Linked DNA regions of Homo sapiens: region 1 is linked to region 2. Evidence: chromatin loops called from intact Hi-C (ENCODE). Cell type or tissue: HCT116. All regions are shown on one strand. Each heading gives the region's core, and the rest is flanking DNA. Links, peaks and the distances in the headings are about the cores only. Region 1 overlaps HIPK2 (homeodomain interacting protein kinase 2). Region 2 has its middle 48 kb from the start of KLRG2.

Region 1 (15,158 bases), core at 2,739-10,738, 180 kb before region 2:
TGCCTCCCATAGGGGCAGAGTTCCTGGGAACTGAGAAAGGGGGCTTGAGAGATCAGGAGGAAGTTACAGGGCAAAAAATAAGGGGAGCCAGGAGAGGGGAGGCACGCTGGGGTCTTCCTTGGTAACCTGTCCTTACTTGCGTCCAGGTGAACATGACGACAGATTTGGAAGGGAGCGACATGTTGGTAGAAAAGGCTGACCGGCGGGAGTTCATTGACCTGTTGAAGAAGATGCTGACCATTGATGCTGACAAGAGAATCACTCCAATCGAAACCCTGAACCATCCCTTTGTCACCATGACACACTTACTCGATTTTCCCCACAGCACACAGTAGGTGTCCTGCCTGATGCTTCGTACCAGGGATCGGCAAACTTTAAAGGCCCAGACACTAAATATTTTAGGTTTTGCGGCCATAAGGTCTTGGTAACAACTACTCAGCTGTCACTGTAGCTGAAAGCAGCCACAGATGCAATACATAAACAGATGAGTGAGGCTGCATTCTAATGAAACATTTATGAAAGTGGGCAGGGCTGGGCGTGGTGTCTCATGCCTGTAATCCTAGCACTTTGGGAGGCCCAGGCAGGTGGATCACCTGAGGTCAGGAGTTCGAGACCAGCCTGGCCAATATGGTGAAACCCTGTCTCTACTAAAAATACAAAAATCAGCTGGGTGTGGTGGGGCGCACCTGTAATCCCAGCTATTTGGGAGGCTGAAGCAGGAGAATTGCTTGAACCTGGGAAGCAGAGGTTGCAGTGAGCCGAGATCGCGCCATTGCACTCCAGCCTGGGCGACAGAGCGAGACTCCATCTCAAAAAAAAAAAAAGGAAAGAAAAAAAGAAAGAAAGTGGGCAGTGGCTGGACTGGGTCCCTGGCCTGCAGTTGGCTTCACACTGAAAAGGAGGGAAGAGGAGAGCACAGAGCTGGATGAACCTGACTCTGGGTATCTGTGCAGGAAGAGAGGTGCCCGAAACGGTAGTCTCTGTAGCGCAAAACTAGTCTCAGGGCCAAAGATTGCTCCCAGAACCTTCCCAGAGTGGACCCAGTCTAGTTTGGGTTTGGATTTGTTCATTCATTTCTTCAGCGTGCTGTGTGCCGGGGTACAGTGGTGAGCAGAGCAGACGGCCCTGCCCACTGGAGCTTGCAGTCCGTAAGAGAGAGAATGGTATAAAACAAGTGATGCCCAAATCACCAGGCTGCTATGAGGACAAGTATCAGGTGTGATGAGAGCATACCCACAGGGGAGCCTCATTTTGGGGCAAACCAGGAAGACTCCCAGGAAGTGGCCTGTGAAGGATGAGGAAGAGGATGGGCATGAGCAGGCAGGGCATTGCCTGTATGGACAGGACACTCCCCCATGGGCAGGACCATGCACCCATCCCAGAAGGCAGTAGGTGAGACAGTGAGGCATCCAGTCAGCCAGGGCAGGCCGTACATGTTAAGGTTTTTAATCTTGATCCAAAAAGCAATGGGAACTCATTAAATGATTCTTCAGCAAGGGAATAGCTGGTTAGATCTGTGTTGAGCAAAGATCTGTCTGCTGCCACACAAGTCAAATGAGTCTGGAAAAAAATGTCCATTCGGTTTAACAACTCACAAGTTGTCAGTAACGCAGTGGCAGCCATTCAGTGGAGTGGTAAAAGCAGAAACCAGTTTACCAGGTTGAAAGACCAAGTGAGAGGTGAAGAAATAGCAACCTTTCATGAAGTGAGGCTATGCAAGAGAAGAAATAGAGGGGTGACTGGGGAGGGGTCAAGGGGATTGTTTTTAAGACAGGGTTCAGAGCACAGGGATGGGCCAGTGTCATTGGAAGGATAGATGGACGAGGGGCATGTGGATGTCAGCGTATGTGCTGGTCTCATGGAGAAAAGTTGAGGGAGTCCTGTCAGACAGCTTCTGCTTCTCAGAAGTAGGCAATGAGGTTATCTGTTGAGAACGAGGTGGAGGGTGGTTTAAGAAGGGTAGAAAGTTTAGGTAGCTGGAGCAGAAGGTGGCAGAGCAAACTGACCAGAGAAATACGGTGGAATTGTTGAGCCCTGAGGTTCGACATGAATCGTTTATAGTGTAACTCATCTCCCCAGGTGAAGGCATAGAGAAGACAGATGAGTCTTCTGATCTAGGTTTGTCCAGGTGGAATTTTTGCCAGGCTGGTAAGAGAAGAAGACAGATTGACAAGGAAGCTGATGAGGCTAGCCAGAGAGTAACTGTAATCCAGAATGATGTCTATTGGAGACTTTGCCCAAAGGGAAAGGAAGTGAAGATGGGAGGGGATCCAAGTAAACGTGGTGTTCTGGTCAATGCAGAGAAGGGTTATCATAGTCATAGTGGAATGAGCCAGATGGAGGAAGAATGTGGCTGGGAAAACAGGATGCTTAAACTTGTAGTTTCTGGAGGTGGAGCAATTTCAGGTTTGACGGTCCAGGGAATGAGTGGCTGTACTGGGTTGAGAACAAGAGTCACTGGACATGAGAAGTAAGCGGGAAGCCAGGGTATTTAAAAAGGGACCTGTGACTTCTGAAGCCTTCCTAGCGAGGCAGGGAATGGCTTGGAGAGGAAGGTCCAGCCAGTGGCAAAGGCCTCAGTGAACGAAGGGGAGAGGAAACGAAGTCATGGCCGGTTGCAGTGGCTCACACCTGTAATCCCAGCACTTTGGGAAGCCAAGGAGGGCGGATCAGCTGAGGTCAGGAGCTCAGACCAGCCTGGCCAGCATGGTAAAACCCCATCTCTACTAAAAATACAAAAATTAGCCAAGCGTGGTGGCCGCACTTCTGTAATCCCAGCTACTTGGGAGGCTGAAGCACAAGAATCGCTTGAACCCAGGAGGCGGAGGTTGCAGTGAGCTGAGATAGTGCCACTGCACTCCAGCCTGGGCGACAGAGCGAGACTCCGTCAAAAAAAAAAAAAAATAGGAAGCCGTTGGTGGATGGGAAGGTAATGGAGGGTCTCACTTCAGCCTCTCAACCCTGAGGTACTTGGGATGTAAAAGAATAAATAATCACATCCTACGTCTGCAGGGAAAAGGGGTGTGCTCAAGAGAGCAGCAGATTCTATAAGGATCAGGAGGGGAAGGGAATCCTGTGAGAAGAGCCTGGAGATGTGAGAATTGTGCGTATCATGGCGGGCCCTGCTGTCTCCAGAGTCAGAGGGGGCTGGGTCTCAAGGCTGGACCCGCCCCTTTCTGGCCTACAGGAAGTGAGTGGGTGGCACCACCATGGATAGTGGGGCCTCCATTTCATTTCTGTGCCTTACTATCAGTGAAGCAAGTCAAATGGCATTGCAACAAACAGATAGTGCCTCTTTAATGTAAAACCATGCTTGAAACAACTGAACTCCGGTACAAAGGAATCTGGACCCATCCCTCCCCTACTCTTGTTATGGGATTTGTCCTTTTTTTCTTTTTTTTTTTTTTTTTTTTTGAAGTAGAGTCTCACTCTGTTGCACAGGTTGGAGTGCAGCAGTACGATCTTTGCTCACTGCGTCACTGCAGCTTCCACCTCCCAGGTTCAAGCGATTCTCCTGCCTCAGCCTCCCGAGTAGCTGGAACTGCAGGCACACGCACCACACCCGACTAATTTTTGTATTTTTAATAGAGACAGGGTTTCCCCATGTTGGCCAGGCTGGTCTCGAGCTCCTGACCTCAGGTGATCTGCCCGCCTCGGCCTCCCAAAGTGCTGGGATTACAGGCGTGAGCCACCGTGCCTGGCCTGGATTTGTCCTGTTTCTGAGTGCCATAGGGGTCAGCCACAGAGCTGTCCATCTGTACCACAAGAAGAAGAAAAGCAGACTTGGCAATTTACTGGATAGGGCTCCCATGATTTCAGTCTTTTGATATCACGGGTAAAATGGGATGACTGAGAAACAGCTACGGATAGGAGACTGAGGATAGGGGTGCCCTCTACAGAGGTCCTCTTAGCCGTCTGCACCAAAACAGTCAGATAGTCACCCCCATAAAGCCTGGGGCTTTAATGACCTCAGAGTCCTTCCACCTCTGGGTTCTGTAAGGAAGAATCAGTAGAGTGTTTCACGGCTTGGTCACATGGAGACCGTGAGCATCAGCAACCAATTCAGAACTTCATCTGGGACCCAAGAGGGGCACTGACAAGTCAGAACTCAGAAATTAGCCTAAGAAGGAAAGGTGGGTCTCTGAACACACCTAGGCTTGCCTGAAAGTAGGCCTGATCCCTAAAGTTCTCTAGAACTTGCTGGGAAAACCTTGAAGAACTCCAGGGCAAGGATAAATCTCCAGGCCCATGCAGCTGTAGCGCCCCTGCCCTGGGAGCTGAGCCACAGCTACTGGATTACTAGGTGAAACAGACCCCACTCCTTTCTCCATACCAGGATTCCAGTGCACAATTTTTAAAAAACCAATCTTCTTATAAACCTAAAGTGAAAGGACTTGCCCTTTCCTAAAACCCAAAACTTGAAATATTTCAGTTGGAAAATTCTGAAGGGGTATGGAAATTTTGTGTTGAATTGTCACGAAACCAAATGCTTTAAGCCCATTCCAAAAAGAATATAAAATGCATTGGTTTTATGCTGCAGCCTCCACGCACAAGACCTTGGTACTTAGTAGGAGCTGAAAACACACTGGCATTAACAGCATTATTAGGAGTATTTTTACCTACTGGATACCGCAGAATATGTTTTCTTTTCTCTTCAGCATCATCAGTCCGTAAATGGTTATGTCGTGTGCATGACGCAGCCAGTGTAAGTGGTCAGAATCTTAGAAAGAAGTAGGACTCTCTAAGTCGCGTCTCAGTCAGTCATTTGAAACTTGGAATGCATTTTTCACAGGATGTTTGGGAATAGCCCACAGACACCTGCTTAGCCCCAAAGATAGCATACCCACAGAGTACTGAAGTAGTACACGTTTGTAATCCTAAAATAGTAGAAAACTTTTATTTTACTCATTCAGTTATTACATTTTTTATAATTAAAATAGACATTTTGAGTTGAAAATTAAATGAGTTTTTTTTCTTTTTCTTTTAATTTTTTTTTTTTTTTTTTTCCTGAGACAGGGTCTCACCCTGTCACCCAGACTGGAATATAGAGGCCTAATCATGACTCACTGTAGCCTCGACCTCACAGGCTCAAGTGATTCTCCGACCTCAGCCTCCTAAGTAGCTGGGACCATGCGCACGTGCCACCACAGCCAGCTAATTTTTATATTTTTTTTGTAGAGAATAGGATCTCCCTATGTTGTCCAAGCTGGTCTTGAGCTCTTGGACTCCACCCACCTTGACCTCCCAAAGTGCTGGGATTAAGGCGTGAGCCACCCCACCCAGACTAAAAGGGATTTTATTATCTTGAATATTAGCATTTGAGGAAAAGTAAGTTTAACTACAAGAAATGAATGAGAAGCGCTGTATAAATTCTGAAGGACACTTTTTGGTCGATTTTCAAGAATTTGGGTGGCTGAAGCCACTTGTGGCTTTCCTTTTCCCTGATGCTGGTTTCAGCACCACTTTTATACTTTACTTTTGTAGTTGGGGTTTTGTTTTGATACACAGATGCAATGGGGGAAGAAAAGGAGAAAATTTCTATTTCATGTAGCTGGACAAGACTTAGACAAGAAAATGAAGGCTGAAGTTGGTGAAAGAGGACGTATGTGTATACACGAAGGTAGCCAGTGATTACCTATCCTTGGCAAACTCCCTACCTCCCTAAGCTTCAGCCTTACTCGTGAAGTAGGGACGAGAATCATGTCTCCGTCTTATGGATGTTGCCGGACCGAGTGAGAGGTTGCAGAGTATTATTATTAGGACACTAATAAATGTTAACCACTATTATTAATTATTAGTATTATTACTGTTTCCATTACCTACCTGCACAACCCCTGTGGGAGAAAGTGTGGCAATAGGGTCACCATACTGGGTTGGAGAGTTCCTTGGCCGTCCCCTAGGTGGTGCTGGTGACCCAGGGTAGCTGAAGCAGGTGACTACAAGGGTTGTCTTTGGGAAAGGTGGAGGCGGGTTATAAGTGACTAGTTAATGTTCCCATTCAGAGAGCTTATACATTGGTTTGTGGGCCAGAAACCAGGCTGAGAGTTGAGAATGAGCAGTGATGCTGCAGGTGGACCTGATGTGAGAATGCAGTGTGAGCAGTCAGTTTTGTTGTGATATATAGAACCTATATGGAGAAAGGGTAGTAGGGCACTGGAGAAAATTCATCTGAATAACCGTGCCTGTTGCAAATGCACAGGCTTTGCACAAGCAATCCAAGAAACTTAGACCTAAAGTTTAGTTTCCCTGCTTGTCCTGTTTACTGAATTAACCCTTCTCTCCTTTCCTTTGTTTTCTCCCCTTCATCCCACGTTACCCTCTTCCCCTCCCCTTATGTCTCAATATGCCTCTGCCTTTTGCATGAACAGCGTCAAATCATGTTTCCAGAACATGGAGATCTGCAAGCGTCGGGTGAATATGTATGACACGGTGAACCAGAGCAAAACCCCTTTCATCACGCACGTGGCCCCCAGCACGTCCACCAACCTGACCATGACCTTTAACAACCAGCTGACCACTGTCCACAACCAGGTAAGTGGGAAACAGAAGGGAAGGAGAGGCGGGGCTGCACAGTGTGAGCCTCAGGACTTGTATTTTCCATCATACCTAGTCAGGAGGCAAAATTCCTGCTGTCATGTTCAACAACTAAACAAAGTATTTGCATCCAAGGTTATTTCCTTTGAGGGACCCAGGCACATTTTGTGTTGACTTCTGGCCCCATTGACAGGTCCCAGAAAGGACTGGTGAGGGCCATTCTTTCTGAGATGGTTCCCCTTACTGCTTTCCTCTGTCCTGATGTGGGAATAGGGGGAAGGGGGTGCTATGATCCTTTTATGCCTGATATGTGCCTGGTAAAGAATTCTAGAACTGGCCAGGCACAGTGGCTCATGCCTATAACCCCAGCACTTTGGGAGTTCAGGGTGGGAGGATCACTTAAAGCCAGGAAGTTCAAGAGTAGCCTGGGCAACACAGTGAGACGCCATCTCTACAGAAAATACAAAAAATTAGCTGGGTATGGTGGTGCATGCCTATAGTCTCAGCTACTCAGGAGGCAGAGGTGAGAGAAGTGCTTGAGCCCAGGACTTCAGGGCTACAGTGAACTATGATTATGTCATTGCACTCCAGCCTAGGGGACAGAGTGAGACCCCGTCTCAAAAAACAAAGAAAAAGATCATGGAAACATGGATTTAATCTAAAAAAAATAAAGATTCTAGAACTGGGAAGGACTCAGGGAATCACCCAGTTCAGGCCCTTCCCCTCGTCCCCACATGGCTGGATCTACCTGATCTCCTTTTGGGACAGATAAACCCTGTCCTTTCTCCGAGTCATGGAGAAAATCAGTTCATCAGCCTGTCACCAGAATCCCAGCAGCTGGAACTAAATGGGATCAGGAAGCTAAGGTTTTCTTCCCACAGATTTCCAGGAAATTGGCAGAAGGAGCAGCTAACATACTGCTTGAAACTTGGATGACACCCAGGCAATATTTATTGAATGAATAATCTCCAAGTCTGAGCTGAGACTGCCTCTAGTGTCTAAGAAACTGTAACTCCTACTCCCATCTTTCAATCCTCCTAGTTCCCCTAAAGAAGGGCCCCCAGATTTTTGTTCTTAATATCAATCTGGAATGAAAAGACTTCTGTGTGGATGTGTGTGTACCTGAAATGTGAATACCTTATGTCCATTCTTTTTGAAAGGTCCCTCCTGTCACTGAAGAGTCACTGCCCCCTGCTTTTCAGCCGCTCCCCTTCCCACCCTTTTCCCCTAGGCCATCCTTGTGGCACATTGGCCTGCTCAGGCCTAGCTTTTCTTCCCAGCCTGCCATCTCCCTTTGCCCAAATTCTAGGAGACACCACCTGGTATCTGCTGCCCTCTGGGGGCCGTTTGCATTCTTGAAGCTCTCCTTAGGGTGAAAGAGCTGTTGGGAGTCCGAAAACTAACCTTGCCCAGCCCTAAGGCTAAAGCATCCATAGCCAGACCTGTGAGCTTCTTGACAAAAATCAGCATGGTTTTGTTCATTACCTCCTTGAAGACATTTGTTTCTCCCACCAGCCCTCATGAGGCACCTGGTCTTAACTCCCTAACCCCAAACTACCTGTCCCCATCTAACATCTGCCCCATCAGGTATCAAAGGCATCTGTGAAACAGGAGGAAGGAGCACCCCTCCAATGCAGGCGTCATGTCAAGTGGAGTCTCCCCAGCAGGCTGTCCTTCCCATGGATGTCTTTCTGCCAGGCTGGAGAACTGTGGTCCCTGACCAGACGCGGGGTGGGGGGCCACCGCCATCTTGCTGGTGATATGACAGCCAGCATATCCACTCCAAAGGGTGTCGCAAAGACTCTGCAAAACTAAAAGGGTTGCTCATCAAAAGGCAGTTGTCAAATAAGAACACCCGTCTTCTCCACGGCACTGAGACCATCCAGATCTGGCTTGGGACTGGGGTGAAGTAGGAGTAGCTGGTAACTTAGTGTGATGCTTGGGCCAGAGTCGTGGGTAAGGGAAAATGACATCCCACAAAAGCAAAGGGTCCAAGAACAGGATTTCTGTTCTCTTGCATTGGATTCTACTACTCCCTACTTTTGAATACATCAGGAAAAAAAAATTACTCAGGACACACCTAGCCTTAAGCACTAAGGCATGCTTTCCCTCCACTGATACTGTTGTTATTAAATAACATCATTACTAATAGCTAACACTTATTATGTGCCAGGCTTTACTAAGCGTACCATAACTCTTAATCCTCCCAGCAACGTTGTGAGATAGGTTTTATTATTATCATTTCCATTTTAGAGGAGGAAACTGAGGCACCGAGTGATTAATTCTCTTACCCAAGGCCCTTGCTCGTTCATGAGAGGTGGGCTTAGGCTTTGCAGCCAGCAATCTGGCTTCAGAGTCTGGACTCTTAAAATATACATACACAGCAGCATAAGTAAGTCTTAAGTAAGTCTTATGGAGGTCCCCAAATGCCTTTCCTAGGTGATGTCTGCTCTTTAAATCCAACAAGACTTCTTCTGTTCATTGCTGGTTCTAGTAGCTAGCTTTCTACATGAGCTCCTTGGAGCTGTTTGCCCATTTAGATATTTAGAAGCAATACAATATATGCATAGTTTTATGTTAGAAGTTGAAGGACATTAAACTACTTAAAGAATCTCTTGCTACCTTTAACATATATCCAGTAGACTAACCAAAGAACCATTTCCCAAATGATCATGAATCTACAATCTTTTAGGTCTCAAGGAAGCTGGGTCAATAATTCATAACCCGTTAAGTCTCAAGGCAGCTGACTTCCTCTACTTTCTAAAACTTTCAGGTTACCCAGTTGGTAACATGTTGAATAATAAGTCTTCTCTCAGCTATTCCTTGTTTATCATGTGGATCAGCAACTTCTCTAACATTTCCGTGGAATTCTATTATTTGGACCTAGCCTTCTACCAAGAATTTGAATTTGAGTTTATAGACCAAGCTCAAACCCCTTCCTTCTGGAACCATTTGAACGTCTACTACAACTGCTTCCAGGAATCACTTCTTCCATTTTTGGAAAACCTGTGTCATCAATAAACTTGCTTTTTCACTAGGCACAGTGGTGCACACCTGTAATCCTAGCTATTTGGAAGGCTGAAGTGGGAGGACCACTTGAGTCAGGAGTTCAAGTCCAGCCTGGGCAACATAGCAAGACCCCAGTCTCTGATTTTTTTTAACTTGTTTTTTCTTGTTATTACTATCTGTCAGCTGCAAGAGCTCTTCCCAGTTCTCTGTGTGCTCCTCTCTGGCAAGTGATAGGCTAGCTACCTTTCTGAGAGCTAAAGGAGGATATACAGAAGTAGAAAACTTTTTGTTGCCCTCACATGGGCTTCTTCAACTGGTCCTTAAGCAGGGTTCGAAACTAGGGGAAAACCTTATGCATGTCTGATGGTCACACTGGAGACTGGGTCCATATCAGGACACAAGTGCCATTTGTCCTTGAGTCTACAGAGCTGGAAGATTCAGCCTCTCAAGGAGCTCATGGTCTCCATGGTGAGACAGGCTGTAAGCAAAAATAGTTTAATCAAAATGCAGAATAGCATGTACTAGGGGCCAGGTAGACAAACAGATTATGTGTTACAGAATCGAGAGGAAGGAGAGACCACTGCAGGCTGGAGGAAAACACCACTAAGACACAGCCCCTCCCTCCCAGGAGACTTTAGGCTGGAAAGACCAACTGTACTGTAAGGCAGATTGTAACAGGAGCTGGGCTAGAAGGCTATATTGTACTGTGTGATAGCAAAGGAAGGAGCAATTCATTTCCATTAATGGTGTCTGAAAGGGTTTCACAATGGGGCATGTGGGACCCAGGCTAGGCCTTAAAGCCCAAAGGCTTGGAGAGAATGCTATGGGTCAGAGAGCTTGTATGAAGGGAAAGGCCTGTGCTCACAGTATGCTTGGAAAACAATGAGTAAACTAATCTTGGTGTCAGAAGAGTGGAGAGCAGAGGGAGATAAGTCTAGAAGGTAAGGTTGGCCAAACCAGGGAAAACAGGGCACTAGACCAGGCGCATACCATGTTCATCAAGCTGTAATTGGGATTTTGGAGCAGGGGTGCTGACATGCACAAAGGTGTCTTGTGGAAAGAATGATCTACCCTCTGTGCTCAAGAAGGCTGGAAGGGAAGTAGAGACCAGAACATTTCTAGTCAGGGCCTTATAGGTCCCAGGCACCAGGAAGTCACAACTGAAAAGAGTCAGTGGATTCCAGGGACATCAGGAAGGAAGCAGCAGCAGGAGCAGTGGCTGGCAAGAAAGTGGAACCACCGAGCAGAAGTTTGGGAACCTAGAGGATACAGGTGCCAGGACCCCCAGCAGGGACACCCACAGGGGCTAAGGGCTGGGGGGAGTCTAGATATGAGCAGACCATGGGGAATGTGGAGGGTTGAGGGGGAAGAAGCCTCCGGAAGAGATCGCGATATGGAGAAAACAGGAAATACAAGTCATGTCATCTGACAAAACACAGACACTGATGCCCACATATGTACACACGTGTCCCAAGCAGACTATGCGACGCTGCAAAAGCACACCCACTTTAAAATATGTGGCTTAAAATCAGACATCTGTGCCACTCAATTTCGTGATTATTTTCAAACAAATCAATTTGCTTTGCAATGAAATTTAGCACAAAATCTAAGTATAGAAAACATATGTAAAATAAGACTTTGTCCTTTTTATCAAATGTGACATCCATACACACCCTACTTGAAATTCTATTTGTGTCCAAGATATCTTCGTGGTTTCTTCCTATGTATTCCCTGGTCCTTGTAACTTCTAGAGGCAAAACCTCTTGTAGACAGTGCTGAATGTGAAACCACTGGTAACCACCTATCTTGCTAAAGGATCAGTATGAAGGCTAAGATAGGGGAAACTGGAGAATTCCAAAGTTGGAATTTATTTTCCTTATACAGCCTCATTTTTCATGCAAGTTCAGTCTCAAGTGATGTCTTTTTCTGAAAAAGAAAGGCAAGAGGACATAATGTCAATGGCTTGTGTTTGTCAAAGCCACCTCCATTTCAGTTATCTGGACACACCAGCATCTTTTCTATCTGCCAGGCTTTGTCACTGCATACCAACATGAATGCATGGGATGCAGACACAAAGCCCCAGGCTCAACATGTCCCTCTCCCTCTCTGCATACATCTCCTGTACTTCTCTAAGCTTTGCAGCCATCTAAGGACATCTGTAAACAGTACTGCCCATAGTCCTGAGCCCCTCCTCGGCCCTGCTCTCCGCCTGTTGCATGTGCTCCTGTGCCAAGCTCTGGGTACTGAGACCATAGTCCTTTAGGGCCTGCAAGAGCCTCCCCCTGGATTTGTCCTCCCACATGTGGACTGCACCCACCAGGCCCGAGGGGAGTGTGAGCAGAGCTTGGACGTGCAGGCTGGCAGGTCCAGGCACCCAGAGCTCATCATGTTGTGGGATGGAATGGGGCTTGGGCAGAGAGAAGGAGGGCAAGGTCCAGCTCTCTCCCTGTCACCATGTGTCAGCACAGAACCCAAGGAATCCCATAGTCCTCAACTCACGCCTGGTCTTCCCGGTTATTGGGAAGGTGTATTTGTCAAAATGAAAAGGCAGAACATTTTATTAAACAGTTTTCTAGCCTAATTTTTAGCCTTTTCAGCATTTAGACATGGTAGCAGGCATCCGTGTGTCCTCTTGTCTGGGCCTCACAAATGCCAGGAGCAAGTCTGAATGTGAACACCAAGGTGACTGTCTCCCATGTTTTCAGGGACCTGCTTTTCCCTGCGACTTTCAATCGTGTTTCCACTCCTCTCTGCTTTTGCCTTTCTGCTCTTAGTTTTTGTTTGTTTGTTCTTCTTTGAGTTCATTTATTTGATTTAGATTCGTGTCTCCCAACATGCCACCTCCCTCATTTTTTATTTTTGTTTATTTTTGTTTAATCCCCATCACTCCTTTAGGCTCCCTCCTCTACCAGTGCCACTATTTCCTTAGCCAATCCCGAAGTCTCCATACTAAACTACCCATCTACACTCTACCAGCCCTCAGCGGCATCCATGGCTGCAGTGGCCCAGCGGAGCATGCCCCTGCAGACAGGAACAGCCCAGATTTGTGCCCGGCCTGACCCGTTCCAGCAAGCTCTCATCGTGTGTCCCCCCGGCTTCCAAGGTAAGATTGAGCAGCCACAGCCTCTCACCTGCTTCTTACAGAACGGCCTCTGGGGCTCCGGCACCTGCAGTTTTCTGTCACGCTCATTTTCATGGAGAAAGGCCCTCCTCATTTCTTCCAGTGAGAGCGCTGGTATCACTGAACTAGAGGGCTCCTCTCCTACTGTGGCCAACCTAGAAACAATAGGGCTTATGCCTCAGCACCAAGTCAATCCTTTGTGACTCTCACACCTGCCAGGGACTGTGTCCCTGGCCAGCTGTCTGTAAATAAGTACATAGTTTGTGCTTTCATTGTTATGCTGATGTCAGCTCTTGCTTTTCCTCGCATGAAATATCCTCTGTGTGGGTTATCTGTAGAAAACTGCCAATCTCTGACAGCCGACATAGTCCCAGCTCCCATGAAGAATATCCATCAGTCTGAAAAGTACTTCCCTGGGACCCCTCCTCAAAACAATTCTTTGGCCATGACCCCAGCACTCCTCTCCTGTAGACTCTAAGAAGCTAGACTGTGTACTTTGTTACAATTTACCCAGAAAGCTTAAGAATTTATTTTTGCAAGCCTCATGGTGTAAACTGTGTGGTTACAGTCAATGCAATTCCAAATGGGTTCATACATCTCCCCAACACCCCTCATTTTGACATACACAGGTACATCTTGATGGTCAGAAGCCCTTGTTTTCCTGTTGTAATCTGCGAGCATATCTGTCCTACTTTTGGCCTTACAGCCTCCTTAATCTGACCTTCTAGCCTTTGAAGACATTCAAGATTTCAGGAGGAGTTTTGTTTTTTAATTTGTTAGAAGCCAAAGGGGAGACTTCCAAGGACCAGGCAATACCTGGTTGTTGTCAGTGACCAGTGCAAAGGGAAGCAGAAAGTTGACATAACTGCCCAGGAAGGTTCTTTTCATCCAGCTGTTCACAGCGTCTCAGCTAACCCTTCTCTCCCTCACACTGTCTGGAACAGGCTTGCAGGCCTCTCCCTCTAAGCACGCTGGCTACTCGGTGCGAATGGAAAATGCAGTTCCCATCGTCACTCAAGCCCCAGGAGCTCAGCCTCTTCAGATCCAACCAGGTCTGCTTGCCCAGGTAATTCTTTCTCCTTTATTATTACTGGTATTACCATTACCTGTGTTAATGTTGTTCACAAAAGATATATATCTCCACTCCCTCTCTCCCTAGTAATGAGTTAGGTGCTTCTAGTCATTGGAATGTATCTGTAATATTCTAAATGGTCCCCAAGTGAATTACCTTCCTAAGTATCTGCTTACAATTCCAAGAAGAAATTTAGATACAGGGAGAGTCTGGGGAAATTATTATTATTATATCTTTGAAATGCAAATTAATCTGGGATACCTAGGTTTTAATCCTAACTGCTAGTAACTTGTCTATGACCTAAGGCAAGTCAGTTAATATCTCTTTGCCTCAAATTTCTTTCTTGTAAAATAGAAATGAGTTTTTAGAGCCAAAAGGAGCCTTGGTGATTATCCTCTCATTTTATAGTTGAAAAACCAGGCTCATGGTTACTGTAAGCTGGAACCTTCTATCTCTGTATCCATGTAGGTGCTCTGATGGTAGAATGAGATGGCAGAGATGAAAAATGGTTGAAAATTTGTAAAGTGTTATGTAAACGTAAGGTAACAGTAGTGATGCAATGATAACAGTAACAATCCTTAATGACACTCGAACCCTGATAACAAATACATCATCATTATACCAGGGCACTTTACAGTTGTTAATTGATTTAATCCCCACAATGCCACAGTATTTGTCTCCATTTGACAAATAGGGAAACTGAAGCAGAATAACTTGCTCATCAGAGTCACACAACAATTAGGTAACAGAACCAGGACACACACCCAGTAAGTCTGATGCCAGCATCTGTATTTCAACCACCAAGCTATACTACTTCTGTATAATCATTTCTACTATTGAGTAGCTTGACCTAAATGTTATTAGTTTAGAAGCAGCTTTATTTTTAAATAAGGTAGGTTCACAAAGGCTTTTCCCAAAGACACTATTTGTCCTGTCTTGTTAAATGGAAGTTGTTTTTGTTGTTGTTTAATTTTTAATTTAAAAAATTAAAAATTTAATTTTTATGTAATCAAATTGCGTAGGTTTGTTCTGTGCTCTTCTATTCCATTGGCTTCTCTAATATCCTGTTGTCTTAACCATTGTAACTTTAGTCTGTCTTGGTATCTAGTAGGGAAGCCCTGTTCCCAGAGAGTTCTTCAAATTTTCCTTGTCTGTTCTTGTCCCTTCATGTTTTTAAGTGAATTTTAACATCACTCTTTCATAAGAATTTTAGTTACAGAAACCAAAAATCTGCTTTATATTTACTGGATATACATTGAATTTATATTTACTTCAGGAACAACTGACATCTTTAAACGTGTAAGTCATTTTTATCCATGAACATGGTATAACACTCTGTAATGGGTGTGGTGGTGCACACCTGTAGTCCCAGGCCTGTAGTCTCAGCTACTCAGGAGGCTGAGATGAGAGGATCACTTGAGC
Region 2 (15,158 bases), core at 4,175-12,174:
CCTCTAAACATCTAGTTCTGTCCCTCTAGAGAACCCTGACTAATACTGTTTCATTTTTTCCTAGGACTTGGTATATACCTTATCAGCATGTTGATCAAGTCATTTTATTTTTAGAAAGCCCTCTTGCCTTATTTTATTTCTTTAAATATCTTCCCTGGCCAGGTGCCAGTGACTCACTCCTATAATCTCAAAACTTTGGGAGGCCAAGGCGGGTGGATCACTTGAGATCAGGAGTTTGAGACCAGCCTGGCGGACATGGTGAAACCCTGTCTCTACTAAAAATACAAAAATTAGCCCGGCATGGTCTATAGTCCCAGCTACTTGGGAGGCTGAGGCAGGAGAATCCCTTGAACCTGGGAGGCAGAGGTTGCAGTGAGCCAAGATCACACCACTAGACTCCAGCCTGGGCAACACAGCAAGACTCCATCTCAAAAAAAAAAAAAAAAAAGTTTTTTTTCCTGTTCCATTATTTTTGTTTTTGCCTCCAGGAATATTAACTAAATGTATATAGTACTTCTTGGATCTTCATGTCTATCATATTCTGTGTATTCATTTTAAACTTTTGTCTATTCTACTTTGTTCTTTACTATTTTTCTCAATCCCAATGTATCGTTTTTTCTCTTGCTCTTCCTTTTTATGATTTCAGGATTACTTCTTTTCAATTGTGCTGCATCCACTGTGCCTGGCTCTCTGTGATAGCTTTTGTTTTGTTTTGAGGCAGGGTCTCGCTCTGTCACCCAGACTGGAGGATAGTGGCATGATACTGACTCACTATGACTTTTGCCTCCTGGGCTCAGCCTCCTGAGTATCTGGGACTAAAGGTGTGTGCCACAATGCCTGGCTAATTTTTGTATTTTTTGTAGAGACAAAGTTTTGCCATGTTGAACTTTGGAGGTCTTGAACTTTGGAGCTCAAGTGATCCGCCCACCATGGCCTCCCAAAGTGCTGGGATTACAGGCATGAGCCACCCACCCGGCTAAGTTTTGTATTTTTTATAGACATGAGGTCTCACTATGTAGCCCAGTCTGGTCTTGAACTCCTGGACTCGAGCCATCCTCCCACCTTGGCCTCCCAAAGTGCTGGGATTACAGGTGTGAGCTACCGTGCCTGGCCTATCAGTCATCTTTGAATGAGGCAAGTCTAGACCACCAGATGTCAGGAGTTGAAGGGCCTGGGCTATGTATGCTCTAGGAGAGCAGCATTCATGTGAGTGGATAACCTTCACTCCTCCTGTCCGCTGAGCTCATCAGATGCAGGCTCATGGTGGACAGTTGCTCCTCTCTGTCCAACCTCACTTGCAGATTCCTTCCTTCAAACAAGGCTTGTCTGTGTGACTCCGCATTCAGCCTCACCTCCTGTGTTCACTCCAGCTCCCTGCCTGGGTCTGGGCAAGTCCCTACCTGAGCATCCTGTCATGCTTTGCTCCCTGGCGTGTCACTGACTTTGGAGAATTATGCTCAGCTGGCTGCCTCCAGGACGTGCCCTCTCCTTACACCTGTTTAACATTCAGGGCAGTTGGCATCCCTTCCTCATACTTTCATGGCTGAGGGTTTCAGAGGTCTCCTAGTTTCCTTAGTGCCAAGGTGTGGATTTCTGCTGCTTGTTCTCCTTACTGCTTTGGGGTAGATTTGGAGAGAAGCAGCATTATTCTGACATTTTTAAACAGGAAGTCTTCTGCTGTGTGCTGCAGCCTGTCTAAATAGCCAGCCTTGGTTCAGAACGTGGTGGCCAGAAGAGAGCCCTATTCAATAGATGAATCAAGAGATTCAATACACTTATTTTTGCTCTGTTGCCTGGGCTGCAGTGCAATGGCACAATCTTGACTCAATCCAATCTCTACCTCCCTGGGCTCAAGGGATCCTCCTGCCTCAGCCTCCCAAGTAGCTGGGACCACAGGTGTGCACCACCATGCCCAGCTATTTTTTTTTTTATACTTTAAGTTCTGGGGTACATGTGCACAATGTGCAGGTTTGTTACATAGGTTTATATGTGCCATGTTGGTTTGTTGCACCCATCAACTTTTACATTAGGTATTTCTCTTAATGCTATCCCTCCCCCAGTCCCCCACCCACCAACAGGCCCCAGTGTGTGATGTTCCCCTCTCTGTGTCCATGTGTTCTCATTGTTCAATTCCCACCTGTGAGTGAGAATATGCGGTGTTTGGTTTTCTGTCCTTGTGACAGTTGCTGAGAATGATAGTTTCCAGCTTCATCCATGTCCCTGCAAAGGACATGAACTCATCCTTTTTTATGGCTACATAGTATTCCATGGTGTATATGTGCCACATTTTCTTTATCCAGTCTATTATTGATAGACATTTGGGTTGGTTCCAAGTCTGCTATTATGAATAGTGCTGCAATAAACATACGTGTGCTTGTGTATTTATAGTAGCATGATTTATAATCCTTTGTGTATATACCCAGTAATGGGATTGATGCCTAACTATTTTTTGTATTTTTTGATAGAGACAGCGTTTTTGCCATGATGACCTGGCTGGTCTTGAACTCCTGACCTCAGGTGATCTGCCCACCTCGGCCTCCCAAAGTGCTGGGATTACAGGCATGGGCCACCATGGCCGGCCTCAATACACTTATAAAAGAAATATAATCTACACAGCTGATGGTTGTCAGTTGAAGCTGACAGACTGCTAGATGAGGGTCATATAAATAAATAATATTAAAATAGAGCCTGCTGTTATAGATTGAATTGTGTCCCCCAAAATGTTGAAGTCCTAATTCCCAATACTTATTAATGTGAACTTATTTGGAAATGGGGTCTTTTAAGATGAGGTCGTGCCAGGCACTGTGGTGCAAGCTTGTAGTCCCAGCTACTAGGGAGGCCGAAGGGGAAGGATCACTTGAGCCCTGGGGTCTAAGACCAGCCTGGACAACATAGTGAGATCATATCTCTATTTAAAAAATAGATGAGATCATTAGGTTGGGCCCTAATCCAATTTGACTAATGTTGTTATAAAACACACAAATTAAGTCGGCTATGGTAGCTCACACCTGTAATCCCAACACTTTTGGGAGGTTGAGGTGGGAGGCTCACAGGAGTTCAAGATCAGCCTGGGTAACATGGGAAGATCCAGTCTCTACTAAAAATACAAAAAAAAAAAAAAAAAAAAAAAAGCCAGGTGTGGTGGCACACACCTGTAATCCCAACACTTTTGGGAGGCTGAGGTGGGAGGCTCACAGGAGTTCGAGATCAGCCTGGGCAACATAGGGAGATCCAATCTCTACTAAAAATACAAAAAAAAAAAAAAAATAGCCAGGTGTGGTGGCACACACCTATAATTCCAGCTACTCAGGAGGCTGAGGCACAAGAATTGCCCGAACCTGGGAGACGGAGGCTGCAGTGAGCTGAGACGGTGCCACTGCACTCCAGCCTGGGCGACAGAGCAAGACTCTGTCTTTAAAATAAGTAGAAATTTGGACACAGAGGCAGACATGCCCGTAGAGAGCACATCATGTAAAAAAGACACAGGGAGAAGACAGCCAAGGGATGCCTGATGCTACCAGTAGCCAGGAGAGAGGCCTAGAAACAGATCCTTCCTCGGCACCATCAGAGGGAACATGGCCCTGCTCATGCCTTGGTTTTGGACTCTGACTTCCAGAACTGTGACAGAATAAATTTCTGGGTTTTTGGTTTTTTTTAATTGTTTTTAATTATTTTTTTTAAACAAAAGCATCAGGTTGGTGAAAAAAAGTTCTGTTGTTTAAGCCACCCAGTCTGAGATACTTTGTTACGATAGTCCTGGGAAACCAACCCATCACCTTTGTGTCCGCTATTCCCAACCAACATCTGCATCCCCTCCTGTGCTGAGGCAGGGGTCCAGGAGGTTCATGTTACCCTGCAAGCTTTACGTTTCCAGAGCATCACGTGCCAGAAATTGGGGAGGAAGCAGGGAACTACTAAGTGTCTTGAGGGATGGCAGCTTGGGCAAAAAGAGGAAGACTGAGTCTCTGGCCCAGCCTGGAACCCTCATGAGTGTCGGCTGCTCTGCTCAGGATAACAGCCGAAGCAGATCATGCACACAAGGCCCTTGCCACTTGGCCTCACCCACCTTTCAAACCTCGCCTCTAACTGCACGCCCTGGTCTCTCCCTGCTCCAACCACCTGAACTGTTTCCCCTTGACAGCCCCCCAGAAAGCTCCCTCAAGGCCCTTCCCCATGACCCCACATCCACTCCAGAGACAGACACTGTCCTGATGTGTTCCACCACGTCCATCTTCCCTGTTGTAGAGTTCGTAGAAGCGGAGTCACACAGCATGTGCATTGCATGCAGCATAATGCTTCTGGAAATTCATGTTGCACATATGAGCAGCTCATTCTGTTGTATGGGCACACAGTACTACAATGTGTTTATCCATTCACCAGTTGATAGACATTAGTCTTGTCTCCAGTCTGGGGTGGTTATGAATTAAGCTGTTATGAACATGTCAGTACAAGTACTTGTATGGAAGTGTTTTCATTTCTCCCGGATTCCTGGGGATTAGATCACTGGGTCAGGTGCTAAGTATATAGTTCACCTTTTAAGAAATTGCCACGCGGGGCATGGTGGCTCACGCCTGTAATCCCAGCACTTTGGGAGGCCGAGGCGGGGCGGGGTGGGGGGGGGGAGGGGATCATCTGAGGTTGGGAGTTTGAGACCAGCCTGACCAATGTGGAGAAATACCGTCTCTACTAAAAATACAAAATTAGCCGGGTGTGGTGGCACATGCCTGTAATCCCAGCTACTCAGGAGGTTGAGGCAGGAGAATCACTTGCACCTGGGAGGTGGAGGTTGCAGTGAGCTGAGATCACGCCATTGCACTCCAGCCTGGGCAACAAGAGCGAAACTCCATCTCAAAAAAAAAAAAAAATTGCCAAAATGTTTCCCAAAGAAGGTGTATCATGTTCTATTTCCACCAACAATGCATGAAAGTCCAGGTGCTACAAGTCCTCACCAACACTTGGTGTTGTCTTTTTACTTTCAGCCCTACCGATCGGTGTATGGTGGTATCTCATTTAAAATTGCATTTCTGATCCAGTGCAGTGGCTCACGCCTCTAATCCCAATACTTTAGGAGGCTAAGGCAGGAGGATCTCTTGGACCCAGGAGTTCTAGACCAGCCTGAGCAACAAAGCAAGACCCTGTATATACCAAGGAAAATAGCCAGGAATGGTGGCACATGTCTGTGGTCCCAGTTACTCAGGTGGGAGGATCACTTGAGCCCAGGAGTTCAAGGCTGTAGTGAGCTACAATCACACCACTGCACTCTAGTCTGGGTGACAAAGTGAGACACCTCCATCTCAAAAATAAATAAAACTGCATTTCTGAACAATACACGTTTGTTTGGCCGGCTCCACCAATCTCAGCTGGGCTCCCCTACATCTGCAAGTTGGCTTGGGTGGCCTTCTCTAGCCCGGCCTTGGCTGGAGCAGCCCTGTTCCGTGTGTCCTTCATTGTCCTCCAGCTACTGGGATAGGCAGACATAGTCTTATGACAATGGCAAGAGAGCCAAAAGAAACACGCAGGCCTTTTGAGGCCTAGGTCAGAACTGACACACCATTCTTTCCCCAACAGGCCACTAGCTGGAGCCACAGAAACAGCCAAACTCAGTGGGCAGGGGTGGGGGAGTCCAGCCAGTCCTGAAGTAGATGAAGCTGCAGGCTCAGGTGGCAAAGGGCATGGATGCAGGGAGAGGCAAAGAACTGGACCAGAGATGATCTCAAACACACAATCCCTCCTGTGAATGTTTCACAATTTATGCCTAATAACTCGTAGAAAAATGACTAATGATGGCCGGGTGCGGTGGCTCACGCCTGTAATCCCAGCACTTTGGGAGGCTGAGGCAGGTGGATCACCTGAGGTCAGGAGTTGGAGACCAGCATGGCCAATGTGGCAAAACCCCATCTGTACTGAAAATACAAAAAATTAGCCATGTGTGGTGGTACATGCCTGTAATTCCAGCTACTCAGGAAGCTGAGGCATGAGAATTGCTTGAACCTGGGAGACAGTGGTTGTAGTAAGCTGAGATCATGCCACTGCATTCCAGCCTGGGCAACAGAGCGAGACTCTGTCTCAAACAAACAAACTAATGATGAATTTTTTTTTTTTTTTTTTTTTTTTTTTGGAGATGGAGTCTCCCTCAGCTGCCCGGGCTGGAGTGCAGTAGTGTAATCTTGGCTTACTGCAACCACCGTCTCCTGGGTTCAAGCGATTCTCCCATCTCAGCCTCCCGAGTAGCTGGGACTACAGGCACCCGCCATCATGCCTGGCTAATTTTTGTATTTTAGTAAAGATGGGTTTCGCCATGTTGGCCAGGCTGGTCTTGAACTCCTGACCTCAGCTGATCCACCTGCCTCGGCCTCCCAAAGGGCTAGGATTACAGGCATGAGCCACTGCGCCTGGCCAAATCATTCATTTCTTGAATATCTGTAGGAAGAGTCTAGAGGCTGGGTCTGTCAGTTCTGCACAGTGGCGTCTTTCTCACAGATGGCATTTCCCACTTCACAGGGTGTTAAGTTGTTCTTCGTCCCCTGTCAAGCTCCGGCCTCACCTCAAACCCGTAAGGTCCTTGCACACACAGTCCGGGTGAGGCTGTGAGGATCCAAGGACACCGAGTGAAGTGAGGGCAGCAGGACCCAGTGCCTGGCCATTCTAGCTGGGACTGGCCACCTGGCAGTGTCGTAGCCAACATCTGTGGTGACTCTGCCATGCCCCAGGTAGTGTGTGTGAACAGTTTACATATAGAGCGCATGGAATTTCCACAATGACCCAGTACATTAGTGGGTTAGTTTGGCTTTTAGTAACAAAAACCCAATTCCAAGCTGCCTACGCAAGAAAGAGAAATGATTAGAAGACTCAGGAGGGCCTTAGAGAGGCCAAGAGTAGGGATACAACTGGGCTTGGGACTGGCTGGAGCCGGGCTCCTCATGTCCTGCCTCGACCCCTCTTCCTGTGCCTGGGTCACTTGCTTCTGCGGTGGCCAGCTTTATCATGGCGGCACATGGCCACTAACAGCTGTCAACTTCCGTGACATCCTCAGTTCAAGAGAACAGCCAGTCCAAGCTAGAAACTAGTCCCAAGGAAGGACTGGGATTGTTTTAAACAGGCTCAGGCACCCGCCTCTGGACCACTAAGCTGTCACTGTTACCAGTGTGGAAACGTCCACATTGACTAAAACATTCGTGTGACTGCAGAGGTGTGAAGGGGGGGGTTCCCTAGACAGTGGGGGAAGGGCAGACGGAACAGCAGCAGTCTTCTTCCATGCTTGCGTTTTTATTTCCATTTAATAGATGAGACTCGAGGAAAAAAATGCGCAGGTAGAGTGTGCGGGTTAAGAGTACAGACCCGGCCAGGCACAATGGCTCATGCTTGTAATCCCACCACTTTGGGAGCCTGAGGTGGGCAGATCACTCGAGGTCAGGAGTTCGAGACCAGCCTGGCCAACATGGTGAAACCCTGTCTCTACTAAAAAATACACAAATTAGCCGGGTATGGTGGTGCATACCTGTAATCCCAGCTACTTGGGAGGCTGAGACAGGAGAATCACTTGAACATGGGAGGTGGAGGTTGCAATGAGCCAAGATTGTGCCATTGCACTCCAGCCTGGGTGACAGAGCAAGACCCTATCTCAAAAAAAAAAAAAATTACAGGCCCTATATAAGATCTGAATAGACACTTCACCAAAAAGATACACAAAAAGCAAATAAACACATGACTTTAAGTGGGTAAGCGGCGGGGCACCCTTACAATGGATTCTACTCAATGTGAAAAGGTGGGATGTGCTGATGCACACAGCACGGGTGAGTCTCAGCAGCATCGTGTTAAGGGAAGGAAGTCGGCATGAAAGTCTGTATGCCAATAACTCCATTTATATAAAGTTCTAGAGAAGATAAAGCTCATGCTAGAGAGATCAGTGGTTGCCGGGGCCAGAGGTTTGAGGAGAGGATTGGGAGAGGCCAGGAGAGAATTTGTGGGGAGATGGAACTATTCTATATCATGATTGCAGTGGTGGGATACATTTGTCAACTTACTGTATGCTTAAAATTGGTGATTTTTTTTTGAGACGGAGTCTCGCTCTGTCACCCAGGCTGGAGTGCAGTGGCACAATCTTGGCTCACTGCAACCTCTACCTTCAGGGTTCAAGCGATTCTCCTGCCTCACCCTCCCGAATAGCTGGGATTACAGGTGCCTGCCACCATGCCGGCTAATTTTTTGTGTTTTTGGTAGAGATGGGGCTTCACCATGTTGGCCAGGCTGGTCTCGAACTCCTGACCTCAAGTGATCCACTCCCCTCGGCCTCCCAAAGTGCTGGGATTACAGGCGTGAGCCACTGCGCCCAGCCGAAATTGGTGAATTTTATTGTGGGAAAATTAAATCTCAATAAAGTTTTTTTAAGAAAGGTAGCCATTATCATTTTTAGGCATCTCTTACAGGTTTTGCCTTTGAATAAACGCAATAAAAATAAAGTAGTAGGTCCTGGGGTTAATCTAAACTACATTCAACTCCCCCAGGCCCTATCATGATACCTTGAGTACCTTTTTGACTTTTTTAAGCCTCAGCAATCTCATCTGTAAGTCTGGAGATGGTAACTTCTAGCTTATAGATTTATTGTTGTGAAGGACGAAGAGATGATGTGGATAACTCCTCAGTGCTGGGGTTATCTAGTCTGACTTTGGTAAATGTATTATTATCGCTTCCCAAGGGCACACAGCTTCTAAGTGGCAGATTCAGGGCTCAAACCGAAGTCTGTTTTCAAACCCTAGCTCCTGGCCGCCCGCGCCGCACCGCCTCACTAGCGCCCTCTTGCGCTAGTTCTATGCTCCAAGCACACTTCGGATTCTTTGACTTCCCCTGTAAGAACACAGCGTGCTGATCAACAAACCAGAGCATCTGCTTCTATTTATAACTCTAAGTAGAAAATTGACATTCAGCTTTTATAAATACTTTTAAAAAACAGGAACAGGCTGCAAGTCTTTTGATTTGGAAACTCTTGAGTAGCAAGGAGAAGGCTCAGAAGGCCACAAGGAATCCATACTGCTTACAGAGGGAGGGAGGGCAGGCTTTGGCCCCAGCAACTCATCAAGATGACTGCCGTGTAAAGGGGCTTGGCTGTTGATGCTCCCAGCCAAGGAAGGAAGGTAGGTGGCCAGTGCCTCCAGCTGTAAGCAGAAGCCCGGGTGTCACTGGTTGGGAGTAAGAGAAGGAGAATGAGAACAAACCATGGTGATAAGTTGGTTCTGAATTATGACCAGGCAAAGGGTGGGAGAACTGTGGCCACATTTGAGCTCTGATAAGAGCAAAGCTGGAATCTTAAATATTTAGACGCGGAGCCCTAAAGGATGTACTTGACAAGCAATAAAAATCTTAGAAACACTTTAGTGATTCTCACGGCTTGCTTCTTATTCCAACTGCAAATTAACCTGGCAGTCTGAGAACATACTCTATTTTAACTTCCAAGCTCCTCACAGCAAACATCCTGTGTCTGGGACATCAGGAGCCTTTCAGCTCCTCCCAGCCTCAGGGCCAAGTACCACAGGCTCAGGGCTCCCCAGGGACAGGTGCTGGCTGGAATCGCCTGTGAGGTTAAAAAACGCACGTGATGCTGGGCGTGATGCTGGGCGCGGTGGCTCACACTGAAGTGCTCCCAGCACTTTGGGAGGCCGAGGCGGGGGATCACTTGAGGTCAGGAGTTCGAGACCAGCCTGGCCAACATGGTTGAAACCCTGTCTCTACTAAAAATACAAAAATTAGCCTGGTGTAGTTGCAGGCACCTGTAATCCCGGCTATTCAGGAGGCTGAGGCAGAAGAATAACTTGAACCCCGGAGGTGGAGGTTGCATTCTCGGCAGTGAGGCGAGAATGTGCCACTGCACTCCAGCCTGGGTGACAGAGCAAGACTCCATCTCAAAAAAAAAAAAAAAAAAAGGCCGGGCGCAGTGGTTCACGCCTGTAATCCCAGCACTTTGGGAGGCCAAGGCAGGCTGATCACCTGAGGTTGGGAGTTCGAGACCAGCCTGACCAACATGGAGAAACCCCGTCTCTACTAAAAAATACAAAATTAGCCGGGTGTGGTGGCACATGCCTGTAATGCCAGCTACTCGGGAGACTGAGGCAGGAGAATCGCTTGAACTCGGGAAGTGGAGGTTGTGGTGAGCCAAGATTGTGCCATTGTACTCCAGCCTGTGCAACAAGAAATTACATCTCCAAAAAAACAAACAAACAAACAAACAAAAAAAAAACCACACACCACAGGTACTCAGACTCCTCCCAGGTGCAGGATTCAATCTGAGTAAGCCAAGGTAGTGGTAGGAGTGATCCCGGGGCCTGGAAATCTGGAACATTTTTGTTTTACTTGGTGAGGATGGAGACTGAGTGAAAGTCTGGTCTGCTATTCGAGAAAGCTACCATTGTCCCAAGTTGGCAAGCCAAGAAACAGCAGTATAAACATTATTTAGAACTATGAAAACAAATACAAGGAGGAACCACAGAAAGCACCTAAAGTGGTTCTAACCAGTGGTGTCCGAAGTCAGAATAGTGATTATCTTGAGAAGCGGGGACTATTAGCTTGGAAGGACCATCAGGGAACTTTCTAGGGTGCTGGAAATGGTCCGTATCTTGATCTGGGTGGGAGTTGGGTGTTGGCCCTCCCTATCCATGGATTCTGCGTCGGTGAATTCAACCAACCTTGGGTTTAAAATATTTGGGAGAAAATCATTTAAAAAAATACAAATGATATACAAACAATGTAACAACTGTTTACGTAGCATTTACATTGTATCAGGTGTTATAAGCAATGTAGAGGTGACTTAAAGTATACAGAGATGATATGCATAGGTTATGTGCAAATGCCACACCATTTTGTATGAGAGACTTGTGCACCCTCAGATGTGGCGCTTGAACCCAGGAAGCAGAGGCGGAGGCTGCACTGAACCGAGATCACACCACTGCACTCAGACCTGAGGAACAGTTAGATTCCGTCTCAAAAAAAAATATTGGGGGGGGGGGGTCCTGCAATCAATCCCCCATAGATACCGAGGAATGACCATACATATATAAAAACCCATCAAGCTGTACTCTCAAGATTGTGTATTTCGCCTGCATATAATTTAAACTCTGTAAATGTCTCCCTCCAAAGAGGAATCAGTTTACAGCGAGACTAGGCTGTAGGCAGACTTTTTTTTTTCTTTTTCTTTTTTCAAAGACAGAGTCCCTCTCTGTTGACTGGGCTGGAGTGCAGTGGTGTGATCACAGCTCACTGCAGTCTCATCCTGGGCGCCAGTGATCCTCCCGCCTCAGCCTCCCAAGCAGCTGGGAGTACGGGCACAGGCCACTGTGCCTGGCTAGATTTTAAATATTTTGTAGAGACAGGATCTCCCTTTGTTGCCTGTGTTGGGCTTGAACTCCTGGGCTCAAGCAATCCTCCTGCCTTAGCCTCTCAAAGTGCTGGAATTACAAGCGTGAGGCACCGTGCCTGGTCAGGACTGACTTTTTTTTTTTTAAAACATACATTTACAAACTTAAAACCATCTCCACCTTTTTAAAAAACACCATATTCATGTCTCCTTTGATAAAAATAGAAATTAGATGTTTTAAAAGGTCCACAAGAGTCTGGTGTACAGCCTGGGTTGAGAAGTTCTGACTTCAGAAATGCTTCCTGCAACTGCTTTTTAAAAATAGCTTCTAACCCTTTCTTTCACCAAGGTAAATTCTCATGAGTTTCAACCTCTACTTTAGAGCATACCTTTGCTTTCTACAAGCAGAAGTTTGAAGAGAAGAGCTACACAGTAGGTTGGTCTGCATGGAATTCCTCTACTTCTTCTAGTCTCTTCCCACCAGGCACTGCCAGCTGCTATTGTTTGAAACTGACACTCAACATTACCACCAGCCCCAGCTTATGTAGTGGAGCTTTTGAGGCCGGGCTCTGACTCAGGCTGGCCTAGCGGATCGCAGGCCACAGAAGAGCAGCTCTGGATATTTGGTTTTTCAGTAGGTCAGGCATGGGATGGGGGTCCCCAAACAAGGTCTTTCCCAATTTTCCTGGTAATTCTGATGCTGGTTGGTGGTCCAGAAGCCACATTTTGAGCTACCCTGCCTAAAAGAGTCCATACTGCCAACAGGAAAAAAAAAAAAGTGTATATATTTTCAATCAGATTTACTGAGGCATAATGAAGAAAGTGTATCTATTTTAAGACTGCCTTTTGACAAATGTAGGCACCCATGTAACTACTGCCAATCAAAATATGGAAGATTTCCAACACGCTAGAAAGTTCCCTCTCTGCCATTAATCCTTGGTCCTCCCTGAGGTCCGGCCCCAGGCAAACCTGCTTTCTGTCCCTAGAAACCAGTTTTGCCTGTTCTAGGATTTCACATAGAGAATTGATTGTACAGTATGTGTACTCTTTTGTGTCTCATTCCTTTAGCTCAGCTTTTGATTTATTAGCTCAGCATGTTTTAAAGGTATTCATGTTGCTGCTTGTGTCAGTAATCCCTTCCTTTATAGAGATGTATCACAATTTAACCTTTTTTTTTTTTTTTTTCTGAGACAGGGTCTCACTCTGTCACCCAGGCTGGAGTGCAATGGTGCAATCTCGGCTCACTGCTGCAACCTCCCCCTCCCCGGTTCAAGTGATTCTTCTGCCTCAGCCTCCCAAGTAGCTGGGATTATAGGCACCTGCCACCATGCCTAGCTAATTTTTGTATTTTTAGTAGAGACAGGGTTTCACCATGTTGGCCAGGCTGGTTTCGAACTGCTGACCTCAAGTGATCTGCCTGCCTCGGCCTCCCAAAGTGCTGGGATTAGAGGGGTGAGCCACCACACCTGGCCTGTTTATCTGCTTTCTAATTGATGGATATTTCCGCTCTTATGAATACAGCTGCTATGAATGTTCAAATACAAGTGTTTGATTGGACATAAGTCTTCATTTCCCTTGGGTACGTAGGAGGATTGCTGGGTCATATGGTAAGGATATGCTTATTTGTAAGAAGCTGCCTGTTTTCCAAAATAGCTGTACCATGTTACAACACCACTAGCAAATGAGTTCTGGTTGCTCTACATCTTCATTCATACTTAGGTGCTGTCAGTCTTTTTACTTTTGATCATTCTAGTGGATGTGTAATGGGATCTCATAGTTTTAACTTTTTTTTTTTTGAGATGGAGTTTCGCTCTTGTTGCCCAGGCTGGAGTGCAATGGCTCAATCTCGGCTCACCACAACCTCTGCCTCCCAGATTCAAGTGATTCTCCTGCCTCAGCCTCCCAAGTACCTGGGATTACAGGCATGCACCACCACGCCTGGCTAATTTTGTATTTTTAGTAGAGATGGGGTTTCTCCATGTTGGTCAGGCCAGTCTCGAACTCCCGACCTCAGGTGATCTGCCTGCCTCAGCCTCCCAAAGTGCTGGGATTACAAGCATTAGCCATTGCGCCCGGCAGTTTTAACTTTCATTTCATAATGAGCAATGATGGTGATTCTCCTTTTATGTGCTCAACGGCCATCTGAATATTTTATTTTGTGATTCTGATTCAGAGTGTTTAGAGATCGTATTTTGAGGAACCCTGCCTTAAAAACACCCATATGGGGGGGGTCAGCCCCCCGCCCGGCCAGCCGCCCTGTCTGGGAGGTGAGGGGCGCCTCTGCCCGGCCGCCACCCCGTCTGGGAGGTGTACTCAACAGCTCATTGAGAACGGGCCATGATGACAATGGCAGTTTTGTGGAATAGAAAGGGGGGGGAAGGTGGGGAAAAGATTGAGAAATCGAATGGTTGCCGTGTCTGTGTAGAAAGAGGACATGGGAGACTTTTCATTTTGTTCTGTACTAAGAACAATTCTTCTGCCTTGGGATCCTGTTGATCTGTGACCTTACCCCCAACCCTGTGCTCTCTGAAACATGTGCTGTGTCCACTCAGGGTTGAATGGATTAAGGGTGGTGCAAGATGTGCTTTGTTAAACAGATGCTTGAAGGCAGCATGCTCGTTAAGAGTCATCACCACTCCCTAATCTCAAGTACCCAGGGACACAAACACTGCGGAAGGCCGCAGGGTCCTCTGCCTAGGAAAACCAGAGACCTTTGTTCACTTATCTGCTGACCTTCCCTCCACTATTGTCCTGTGACTCTGCCAAATCCCCCTCTGCGAGAAACACCCAAGAATGATCAATAAAAAAAAAAGAAAAAGAAAAAGAAAAACACCCATATATATGGCCTCCAGAAAAGAACGACTTGAAGTGATGATTTATTTACTTATTTTTTGAGACAGGGTCTTGCTCTGTCACCCAGGCTGGAGTGCAGTGGCAAAATCTCAGCCCACTGCAACCTCCACTTCCAGGATTAAAGCAATTCTCGTGCCTCAGCCTCCAGAGTAGTTGCAATTACAGGTGCGCGCCACCACGTCTGGCTAATTTTTGTATTTTTAGTAGAAATGGAGTTTCACCGTGTTGGCCAGGCTGGTCTTGAACTCCTGAACTCACGTGATCCACTCACCTCAGCCTGGGATTACAGGCGTAAGCCACCACGCCTGGCCTAAAGTGATTATTTAAATGGAAAATCTAAGAGTTCCTCCCCCTAACTTTGTGAAAATTTTCAAAAATACACAAAAGTTGAAAAACCAGTGATCTACTTAGATCTAACAGTGAACAATTTGTTACACCCGCTCTTTATGTGTTTATCAAATTGTTGAACTATTTAAAAGTAAGCTGCAGACATCCAGATGCTTCATCCTTAAATACTTTAGCACTTATCTCCTAAGAATATTCTTCTATGTAATGGCAATTCCACCATTATACCTAATAAAATTAACAATAAATTCATATTCAATCCATATCCTAATTTCTCATTATTCCAGCCTTTTAAACAAAGATCCAATCAGAGTTCAAGCCCTTTTACTGATTATCATCTCTTCAGTCTCCTTTGTGTTTCATTACCTAGTAGATTGTCATATTGATTTCAAGTAAATTAAACTTTCTGAACAAAAATATCAAGAAATCAAAAAATGTAACTGGCCAGGCAGGGTAGCTCATACCTATACTCCCAGCACTTTGGGAAGCCAAGGTGGGAGGATCACTTGAGCTCAGGGGTTTGAGACCAGCCTGGGAAACATAGTGTGATCCCATCTCTGCAAAAAAAAATTTAAAAAATTTTTTAAAAAATTAGCTGAGTGGGAGGGTGGTGGGT

Evidence for each region. Peaks named below come from ENCODE experiments on the same cell type or tissue, not always from the same donor. Only the 100,000 strongest peaks of a DNase experiment are listed, where the experiment ranks them.
Region 1: it touches region 2 in a loop (12-fold over the local background); 6 of 110 quality-filtered maps call a loop at or near these places.

Annotation. Positions count from the first base shown.
Region 1 is chr7:139,611,774-139,626,931 of GRCh38, reverse strand. It overlaps HIPK2 (homeodomain interacting protein kinase 2), which reads left to right. Exons shown (of 15, transcript NM_022740.5): 6 at 147-331; 7 at 6,369-6,531; 8 at 12,439-12,646; 9 at 13,609-13,730. It overlaps LOC105375530 (a long non-coding RNA gene), which reads right to left. Exons shown (of 4, transcript XR_001745383.2): 3 at 12,675-12,819; 4 at 11,379-11,469. Among named protein-coding and RNA genes, the nearest start is that of CLEC2L, 96 kb to the right of the region's middle. RefSeq lists a silencer at 333-543 and an enhancer at 5,982-6,041. In HCT116, for the core only: CTCF peaks have their summits at 5,890 (motif pointing right) and 7,880 (motif pointing left); DNase peaks (open chromatin) are centred at 5,911 and 7,851.
Region 2 is chr7:139,428,385-139,443,542 of GRCh38, reverse strand. It overlaps a transcript of KLRG2 not described here. Among named protein-coding and RNA genes, the nearest start is that of KLRG2, 48 kb to the left of the region's middle. In HCT116, for the core only: a CTCF peak has its summit at 8,795 (motif pointing left); a DNase peak (open chromatin) is centred at 8,799; H3K27ac peaks cover 801 bases.